Linked DNA regions of Mus musculus: region 2 is linked to region 1. The links are chromatin loops, found by intact Hi-C in ENCODE. Cell type or tissue: left cerebral cortex. All regions are shown on one strand. Each heading gives the region's core, and the rest is flanking DNA. Links, peaks and the distances in the headings are about the cores only. Region 1 has its middle 150 kb from the start of Gm46962. Region 2 holds the start of Gm46962 (a long non-coding RNA gene).

Region 1 (5,388 bases), core at 190-5,189:
AAAAGGAGATCCTGTGACAGTTCCAAAGTGGAATCCTGCTCAAGGAGAGGTCCCAAGGCCTGACACTATTATTGAGTCTATGGAAAGGTCACAAAAGGGACCTATCATGACTGCCCTCTGAAAGACCCAGCAAGCAGCTGAAAGAGTCAGATGTAGATATTTTCACCCATCCAATGAACAGAATCTCCTGACCCCTGTGGTTAAATTAGAGAAACGCTGAGAGGAGCTAAGGAGGAGGGTGATCAACAGTCTCAACTAACCTGGACCCCCAAGACCTCTTAGACATTGCAACACCGACCAGACAGCATATGAGGCCCACAACATATATATATATATATATATATATATATATATCTTAGAGGACTGCAGGGTTTGGGTTCAGTCAGAGATTATGCAACTAACCCTCAAGAGACTGGAAGCCCTAGAGAGTTTAGAGGCTAGTGAGGGTGGGCACATCTTTGTGGAGAAAGGGGGGTTGGGGAGGAGGAATGAGATGGGGAATAGTGAGAGGGGTGGACCAAGAGGGGGATAAAATCTGGAGTGTAATAAAAAAAGATTAAGTAAAATTTAAAATGTATAGAAAAGAAGAGAATACTAAGCAAATGATAAACAACAAAAACCTTTCAACCACCATCTGTAGCTCCCTACCTCTTTCTTATGTTTTCTATCTCCAGGGTTCCTTGCGGTTTCTTTTATTGTTTCTAATTCCATTTTTATGTCTTTGAGTTTTGTTCAATTTCTTCACTGGCTTGATTGTATTTTCTTGTATGTCTTTAAGGGATTTGTTTCTTCTTTAAGGGCTTCTACCTGTTTTGCCTGTATTTTGCTGTATTTCTTTAATGGAGTTATTTATATCCTCTTTAAAGGCCTCTATCATCTTCATGAGATGGGATTTTAGGTCAGAATCTTGCTTTTTAGGTGTGTTAGAATATCCAGGGCTTGCTGTGGTGGGAAAATTGGGTTCTGATGAGGCTGGATTGTATTGGGTTCTGTTGTTTATGTTCTTGTGCTTGTCTCTGGTCATATGTTTTTTTCTGGTGTTAACTAGTCTGAGTGTCTCTGACTGGAGCTATGTAGAGCTCTGTGACCTGGGTTAGAGTATGCCTCCTTGGAGGCAAGCAGTGCTGTCTCTGGTTAGGGAGGGCCTCCTTTGTCCTTGGTTAGAACATACCTATAGTGTTCCTGGTTAGGGTAGACCTCCTGTGTTCCTGGTTGGGGTGAACCTCCTGAGAGACAGGCAAGCTTTGGTTTCTAGGAGCAGGATCTTCACCAGTTGTAGATGGAGGGGCAGACTGGGAGAACTGTGTACTGGTTACCACAGGCCTACTTGGAGACAATCATTTTAAAGAAGATTGAAATTGCTGCTTGGCTGCATGCCATGGGGATAACATGATTCCAGTGCCAGACATCTTCAAGTAAGGAAACCAAGAGTTCTTTTACACAACCCTGTGTATGTTACCAAATTGCTAGAGTGTACCAGTTGCATATATGAAACAATATGCTTCAGAATTTATATAGAAAATTTATATTTGACATGCATGTATGTATTGTGTTTGAGCATTTAGCCTCTGTTTTCTTTTATTTTCCTTTCCAGTCTCCTGGTAAAGCCTTCTCAAAATAGCCTCTTCTAATTTGCTGACTTTTTTGTTGTTTCTTCTGAATTTAATTATGAATGCTTCATGAGTACACATTATTTCTGGAATATGATTATAGCACATAGAGAATAACCCCCTCCTTTCCCTAGCGTCCATTGTTACCCAGATATTCTACGAAGAGTAAGAACACATGCACCCCTTCCCCTTGCTTGATGAAATGGTGATGAGTCAAATCTTGTGCAAATAACTGCGGTGGCAGTTTGCTCATAGGAATAATGGCCATGTTATGTCTAGAAGATGCTATTTCACAGCATTCACCACAATACTTGTATCTTATGTTCTTTCTGTCTCTTGTTCCATGACTATCTCTGCTTTGTTAAAATGGGGATGGGGGAACATTCCTTTTAAGGAATTTCACAGTCATATACTTTCTGTACTTTCACTAATTCTGTACTCTGCCTTAACCAGTATCTACTGAAAAAAGTCTTCTAGGATGAATGTTAAGAATAGCACCATTCTATGGGTTTAAATATACAGATCTACAAAGCAGTTTGATGCCATCCCCATTCAGCAAGCAAGATAAAACAAATAAAAGAAAAACAAAGCAGCTAAACAAACAATGGTAGGTTTTTTCTTAGGTTTTATGACCACCCCATGCAGTCTCTTGAACAGGCTTGCAGTTCCAGGCATTATAATGAATATCATTCTACTTATTTCTGATAATGACAAGAAAAATACCATAAAAGTTCACCTGGAGCAGAACTTATAGACAGTCTCCACATTTTCTCCTCTTTGTGTGTTAATACAACACTGACTAAAATATACCCAGTGAAAACATAAACTCATGGTGACAATTGTCCCATAGGTTCTCATTGTATTAAGCATTTACCTGAAACTTACTGACAGACTTCCCAAATCAAGCAGTCTCAATGCTATGGTAACATCTATGAAAGGCTATTTTACCTTCTTCTCAAGGCCATATACTTTTCAGACCGTCTGCCCTTCATAATCTTGTGGCCCCATATACATGTAAAGGACTGGTCTCTGAGATTTGTGGGGGCAATGGTGTCAGCGTTTGGAAGCTGATTATGGGGTGGATCCCTGGATATGGCAGTCTCTACATGGTCCATTCTTTCATCTCAGCTCCAAACTTTGTCTCTGTAACTCCTTCCGAGGATGTTTTGTTCCCACTTCTAAGGAGGGGCATAGTGTCCACACTTCAGTCTTCATTTTTCTTGAGCTATCTTTTGACCATTTGACGAATGATGTACATTTGGACAGCTTGACTCCATGCATAGATTAGACTGGTCTAGAACTTGTTATGTACCACAGGCTGGCCATAATTTCATTGTTCTCCTGCTTCTGTGTTCCTAGTTCTGGGATACAGATGTGAATCTTATTCTTTTATGATATTTTGTTTACTTTTCTGTTTCTTGTACTTTACACATAATACTAGATTTACAATTCATCTCATATATATTTTCATAATTCACTAACCTGAATTCAGGTGGTTGTTTCATGTCTGTTATTGTGACTTATCTTCCTTTAAACTCAAACATTTCCCCCCCCTTCAGATGTGAACAATCTCTGATATTATGATCTGTTGGTCCCTGTAAATTCATTATTTGATTTAGTGTGGCTGTGCCCCCTTCTGGTGAACTTTTTGAAGAGTGAGCATAACCATATTTAGCCAGTTTTAATCCTGCAAATTTCTAGACTTCTCTAAAAATATGCCTTTGTGGAATAGACCCTTTCAGTGTTGCTGGTGTCCAGGCATGATGAGGTAAAGAAAGCTTGTTTATTTTATTCTCCACCATTTCCGCAAAAATTAGAACCCTGTGTAAGTTCCCTGAAGTTGTAGGAAACATGTCACTTTCTGTTGGGTTTGCTTTTACTTTGAGACTAAATATTCACTGATCCTAGCCTTAAATTCATGTCCCACATGATTTCCACAGAGCTAAGTTGGGCTTCTCCTCACATCTCTGTCACATGTTTATTTTGGAATTTGGGGCCCTACTGTCTGAGGCACTGTTCATATTCTCATTAGAAGAGTCGATTTGGAGATTGGAGACAATGAACAAATTTAGCTTCAATATTTTTTGACTTTCCTCTTTCCCTTTCTACCGATTGCTATCTTTTATAGGACATTTTCATACTCTTTTTTTTTTCTTATATCCTTGTGATTTTTCTCAGCATATTTTATCATGTTTTCTAGAATGGTCAACCTGAGATAGGTCTCGTAAAATTTCTACAAAAGTCACCTGATTTAAGTATGTCTTAGATTTTAACCCAAACCTACTAGTTTCTGTAGTAGATTTCTGTTGGTGATGAGGAAGTCAATCACTTTCAGTGTTTTCTTATGCTCTCTTTGATGGCATTTTTGCCTGTTGATTGACTCCAAGCACTCATGAACACTGACCAGGCATTACTTGCTTTGGTATTTTCTATCTGCTTTGCATGGGTTCCAACAGCCCAGCCCAGCTGCTCAGAATTTATAAACCAAGCCTTTGCACTGTGTCTGAACAGCATCAGACAGGCTGGGCAGCAAGATGGAATCACAGACCCAGGTCCTCATGTTTCTTCTGCTCTGGGTATCTGGTAAGAAATTTAAAGTATTAAAACCTTTTCAAAGTTTCATCTTTGTGGTAAGAAATTTGCAATATGTGCCAGTGTGTAATATTTCTTACATAATAAATTTTGACATTATGATAAGGACATTTAAATGAAAAATATCGACTGTTGTTATAATCTATGTTTTTTATCTATGCATTTTCACTGCTTATTAATTATTGCAGGTGCCTGTGCAGACATTGTGATGACACAGTCTCCATCCTCCCTGGCTATGTCAGTAGGACAGAAGGTCACTATGAGCTGCAAATCCAGTCAGAGCCTTTTATTACAGAATATGTTGCAGAAGGAATAGAAAAACAATACTGTGGAGTTTTTTCCCTGCATTTTGGTGTATAAAAGTTTTATACCAAAAGACATAAGAAGCATTGAACACATTATTTTTTACTGGGCTCTGTAAACTTTTTCGTCAGCATTTCAGACATGGCACCTCTAAGTCTGAATGGAGAAGTGTGCATAACCAGAGCTGTGTGTGGTGTACACAGATGTTTAAACTCTCAAGGAGGTTTGTGTAGGAGGCTGAAGCACTGTGGGAGGAGTACTATAATGTTGCTGACAGTAATAAACTGCCAGGTCTTCAGCCTGCACACTGCTGATGGTGAAAGTGAAATCCGTCCCAGATCCACTGCCAGTGAAGCGATCAGGGACTCCAGTGTACCGGTAGGATGCCGAGTAAATCAGTAGTTTAGGAGATTGTCCTGGTTTCTGTTGATACCAGGCTACAGCAGTACTCACATCCTGACTGGCCTTGCAGGTGATGCTGACCCTGTCTCCTACTGATGTGGACATGAATTTGTGAGACTGGGTCATCACAATGTCTCCGTCAACACCTGCAAACAGAAACAGATAATGTGTATACACTTACACATACAAAGACTTCATGATACAAATGTTAGAATCCAAAATGTCTTATCTAATAGCATTGTCTGCCTAATATTGGCTTCTTATAGGAAATAGATATTTAAATGAATTACTTTTAAGATATTATAAAAGTTTTACATGTCTCACCAGACAACCAGAGAAACACGAATACAAAGACCTGAATCTGTGACTCCATTTTGATGCCCATGCTGGTGTGATGCATTTCATATCTCACTGCAAAGACCTGGTTTATAAATCATGAGCAGCTGGGCTGGCCTCTAGGGATCTATGCAAAGGAGTCATC
Region 2 (5,388 bases), core at 240-5,239, 160 kb after region 1:
CCCCCCCCCCCGTATCCCCATTCTGTTCTCAGCTCCTCTGTCATATCCAGCATGGGATGCCTAAGTCTGAGAACCTGGTGCTAGGGTGGTTCCTTGTCCACCACCTACTGAGATGGGGTCAGTGGTTTAACACAGCCAGATATCCACCCGGGGCACATGGAAAGCACGCTGCAGTCCTCCAAGTCCTCCTGCCCAGAGCACTGGAACTCTGGCTGGACATGGCTTCTCTCCCACTCCCCTCCTTGCCCCACACCCATGGCCCCGAACTGAATTATAAAAATATCCTCCAATATCTACTATTTTCTCTCACAGATATTGGGTAGCCACAGCCATTCATCCAGCGAGTAAGAGATACGTAATTCAACAGCAAAGCCAAATTCAGGTTTGTATTGACAAGTATATTTTGCATTTCAGAGTGAATTCCCCTAGGCCTATAGGCATGACAGATGAATGGAAAAGGAGGAAATTCATCTGTGTTATTTTGAGTCAGCTGGTTTGTAGTGTATTTTGAACCACAGTCCAAGGAACTGAAAGCCCTGGGACATATTGTGGAAAACATATTTGTGGGAAAAGCAGTAAATAAGGTTGTCAGGCTTTTGTGGTTATACACAGAAGAACATGGAAATTTTACCTTCCAAGTCCCTATGCTCTCCCCTTATATATTATGAGAAGCTCATGTTTAACTGCAGGAGTCTTTGGATTTGTTAGACCCCTGTCTCCATGTGTCCAATCTGAATGAGCAGCAGTAAATGACATGAGAACACAGTCTGAGATCACTGGGCTATCACAAAGGAAAGTATAAAGTTTATCGAGGATTGAGAAGACATGACATCTTATTAGACATTGATGGGGATTGTTGCTCATCTGGTATATTCTTCAGTTTGTGATTGGGAACTATTTTGTTCATTAATTAATTAATTAATTAAGTTTACATCCCAATCTCAGACTCCTCACCTCCCAGAGTCCACCTTACACAGCTTCTTCTCCCATATACCCATCCCTTTCTCCTCTGAGAAAGGGGAGGTCCTTAACACACCCTGCGTACCAAGCCACTATAACACATCAAGTCACAGGACTAGGCACATCCTCTCTCAATGAGCTCAGACAAGGCAGACCAGTTAAGGGAACAGGGTTTATAGTCAGGCAACAGAGTCAGGGAGAGTTCTTGCTGCAGTTGTTGGGGTACTTAGAAATACAAAGCTATACATCTGCTACATATGTGTGTGGGATGCTTAGGAAGGTGCTAGGTTCAGCCCATGAGTGCTGTTTCGATGTCTATTCAGTCTCTGGGAGCTCCCCAACGGACAAGTTTAGTTGACTCTGTTGGTCTTCTTATGGAGTCCTGATCGCCTCTGGTTCCCTTTTTCCTTCCTCTAATTCTTTCACAAGACTCTGAACTGTGTCTAATGTTTGTTTACTGGTCTCTGCATCTGTTTTGTTCAGCTGCTGGGTGGATCCTCTCAGAGGACAGTCATGCTAGGCTCTCCTCTACCCCTATCCTCTTTCCCATCCCCTGGGTCCTCTAGCATGCCTAGTAGCTATGAGATCTGTACTTTTCCTACTGTGCTCCATTTTCAGGTCCAAAACTCTACCTGCCATCCTGGAAGCCTGCAGCCATCAGGGGCCACCAAGTAAGACTCCTTAACCAATTCCTTGCCTGTTGGTCCCGTAAGAAAAATCCAGCAGTGAGTTCCTCCTATCCCCTCTGCACTTTATTCATGTCCTGGCCCACAGCTCTGCCTGCTTCCCTGGACTTCTGCTGCCACCTAGGACATCCAGGTGAGCTCCCTTATGCCAATTACCAAACCTTTCCTCCAGCAAAACAAGCAGCTGTGAGGTATGCCCTATCCTCTTTGTGTTCCATCTTCTGGTTCACACCTCTACTGGCAATCATGGAAGGCCTGCAAGCCATCAGGGACTACCTGCAATGCTTCTATTCCCCGAGGGATGTTGCAACCCGGGACATCCAGAGGCCTGAATTTATCAATGACTACCAGCTCTACCTGCTTCCCTGCAAGCCAGCTACCACTCAGGAAAAACATCTCTACCTTCAATCCCAGTGACCTGCTGCCATCAGGAGACTACCAGCTATACCTGTATCCAGGGACTACCAGGCCTTCAAAAAACAGAGATTAGTTGCTTTCTTAACCCACAAACCATCTCTGTATTATGTTGTCATTTATGCAGTTTATAAATGAAATCTGAACATGCTTATCACAAATCACTTAATGTTTTATTCCTGAAAAATTGCTATATAAAATTATATATTTAGTGTAAAATAGAAGAAAATGCATATTTATTAAATGCATATTTGATTTCAATAATGTTCTGGCTTAATATTAGCACATTAATATCAGATGAACAGTTTGCTTTGGATATAAAATATCGTGAGATGTCTTTTGACCATTTGACTAATGATGTACATTTGGACAGCTTGTCTCCATACATAGATTAGACTGGTCTAGAACTTGTCATGTACCACAGGCTGGCCATAATCTCATGGTTCTCCTGCTTCTATGTTCCTAGTTCTGGGATACAGATGTGAATCTTATTCTTTTTTATGATATTTTGTTATTTCATGTCTGTTATTGTGACTGATCTTCCTTTAAACTCAAACATTCCCCCCCTTTGGATGTGAACAATCTCTGATATGATCTGTTGGGCCTGTAAATTCATTATTTGATTTAGTGTGGCTGTGCCCCCTTCTGGTGAACTTTTTGAAGAGTTAGCATGACCATATTTAGACAGCTTTAATCCTGCAAATTTCTAGAATTCTCTAAAATATGCCTTTGTGCAATAGACCCTTTCAGTGTTGCTGGTGTCCAGGCATGATGAGGTAAAGAAACCTTGTTTATTTTATTCTCCACCATTTCTGCAAAAATTAGAACCCCTTGTAAGTTCCCTGAAGTTGTAGGAAACATGTTACTTTCTGTGGGGTTTGCTTTTACTTTGAGACTAAATATTCACTGATCCTAGGCTTAAATTCATGTCCCACAGGATTTCCACAGAGCTAAGTTGGGCTTCTCCTCACATCTCTGTCACATGTTTATTTTGGAATTTGGGGCCCTACTGTCTGAGGCACTGTTCATATTCTCATTAGAAGAGTCGATTTGGAGATTGGAGACAATGAACAAATTTAGCTTCAATATTTTTTGACTTTCCTCTTTCCCTTCCTACCGATTGCTATCTTTTATAGGACATTTTCATACTCTGTTTTGTTTTGTTTTTTCTTATATCCTTGTGATTTCTCTCAGCTTATTATGTTTTCTAGAATGGTCAACCTGAGATAGGTCTCCTAAAATTTCTACAAAAGTCACCTGATTTAAGTATGTCTTAGATTTTAACCCAAACCTACTAGTTTCTGTAGTAGATTTCTGTTGGTGATGAGGAAGCCAATCACTTTCAGTGTTTTCTTATGCTCTCTCTGATGGCATTTTTGCCTGTTGATTGACTCCAAGCACTCATGAACACTGACCAGGCATTATTTGCTTTGATATTTTCTATCTGCTTTGCATGGGTTCCAACAGCCCAGCCCAGCTGCTCAGAATTTATAAACCAAGCCTTTGCACTGTGTCTCAACAGCATCAGACAGGCTGGGCAGCAAGATGGAATCACAGACCCAGGTCCTCATGTTTCTTCTGCTCTGGGTATCTGGTAAGAAATTTAAAGTATTAAAACCTTTTCAAAGTTTCATCTTTGTGGTAAGAAATTTGCAATATGTGCCAGTGTGTAATATTTCTTACATAATAAATTTTTGACATTATGATAAGGACATTTAAATGAAAAATATCGACTGTTGTTATAATCTATGTTTGTGTATCTATGCATTTTCACTGCCTATTAATTATTGCAGGTGCCTGTGCAGACATTGTGATGACACAGTCTCCATCCTCCCTGGCTATGTCAGTAGGACAGAAGGTCACTATGAGCTGCAAGTCCAGTCAGAGCCTTTTAAATAGTAGCAATCAAAAGAACTATTTGGCCTGGTACCAGCAGAAACCAGGACAGTCTCCTAAACTTCTGGTATACTTTGCATCCACTAGGGAATCTGGGGTCCCTGATCGCTTCATAGGCAGTGGATCTGGGACAGATTTCACTCTTACCATCAGCAGTGTGCAGGCTGAAGACCTGGCAGATTACTTCTGTCAGCAACATTATAGCACTCCTCCCACAGTGCTTCAGCCTTCTACATAAACCTCCTTGAGAGTTTAAACAGCTGTGTACACCACACACAGCTCTGGTTATACACTCTTCTCCATTCAGCCTTAGAGGTGCCATGTCTGAAATGCTGACGAAAAAGTTTACAGAGCCCAGTAAAAAATAATGTGTTCAATGCTCCTTATGTCTTTTGGTATAAAAAGTCTATACACAAAAATGCAGAAAAAAATCCACTGTATTGCTTTTCTATTCTTTCTGTAACATATTCTGTAACAACCACAAAGCTATTGACTGAATATAAGGGATTTATTTTTTCATAACACTACACATCTGGTATCTAATGTAAGACCCAAGGCTCTATGGGCTGTTGTGCTGATGTTGCAAACTATGTTTTTGTTACAAATATATAGAAACATTTTTCTTGTGTTTTCTAGTTCCTAGGAGGTTTTCTTACTTCCTTAATGTTATCCATCTTTTTTCCTGACTTTTCTTTTTCTTTTCTGACTCTTTTATTTGTAATCCTTTTATTTAATTATCTTTATGTTTACAATATTACTACAACACCCCATAGGGTTTTACATTAGATACCAGATGTGTGGATCTATAAAAAAATGTATGCCTTATATTCAGTCAACAGGTTTGAGGTTATTACAGAATATGTTGCAGAAGGAATAGAAAAACAATACTGTGGAGTTTTTTCCTGCATTTTGGTGTATAAAAGTTTTATACCAAAAGACATAAGAAGCATTGAACACATTATTTTTTACTGGGCTCTGTAAACTTTTTCGTCAGCATTTCAGACATGGCACCTCTAAGGCTGAATGGAGAAGTGTGCATAACCAGAGCTGTATGTGGTGTACACAGCTGTTTAAACTCTCAAGGATGTTTATGTAGAAGGCTGAAGCACTGTGGGAGGAGTGCTATAATGTTGCTGACAGTAATAAAGTGCCAGGTCTTCAGCCTGCACACTGCTGATGGTGAGAGTATAATCTGTCCCAGATCCACTGCCTGTGAAGCGATCAGGGACTCCAGTGTGCCGGGTGGATGCCCAGTAAATCAGTAGTTTAGGAGATTGCCCTGGTTTTTGTTGATACCAGGCTACAGCAGTACTCACATCCTGACTGGCCTTGCAGGTGATGCTGACCCTGTCTCCTACTGATGTGGACATGAATTTGTGAGACTGGGTCATCACAATGTCTCCGTCAACACCTGCAAACAGAAACAGATAAT

What was found. Peaks named below come from ENCODE experiments on the same cell type or tissue, not always from the same donor. Only the 100,000 strongest peaks of a DNase experiment are listed, where the experiment ranks them.
Region 2: a loop joins it to region 1, with 17 times the contacts of the local background. A loop is called at or near these places in 11 of 42 quality-filtered maps.

Annotation. Positions count from the first base shown.
Region 1 is chr6:70,371,361-70,376,748 of GRCm38, reverse strand. It overlaps Igk and Igkv6-17. Among named protein-coding and RNA genes, the nearest start is that of Gm46962, 150 kb to the right of the region's middle. In left cerebral cortex, for the core only: no CTCF peak of the experiment used is centred there; DNase peaks (open chromatin) are centred at 1,399 and 4,764.
Region 2 is chr6:70,215,639-70,221,026 of GRCm38, reverse strand. It overlaps Gm46962 (a long non-coding RNA gene), which reads left to right and starts at 323. Exons shown (of 3, transcript XR_001785275.1): 1 at 323-382; 2 at 1,579-1,631; 3 at 1,735-2,181. It also overlaps Igk, Igkv6-25 and Igkv8-24. In left cerebral cortex, for the core only: a CTCF peak has its summit at 2,711 (motif pointing left); no DNase peak of the experiment used is centred there.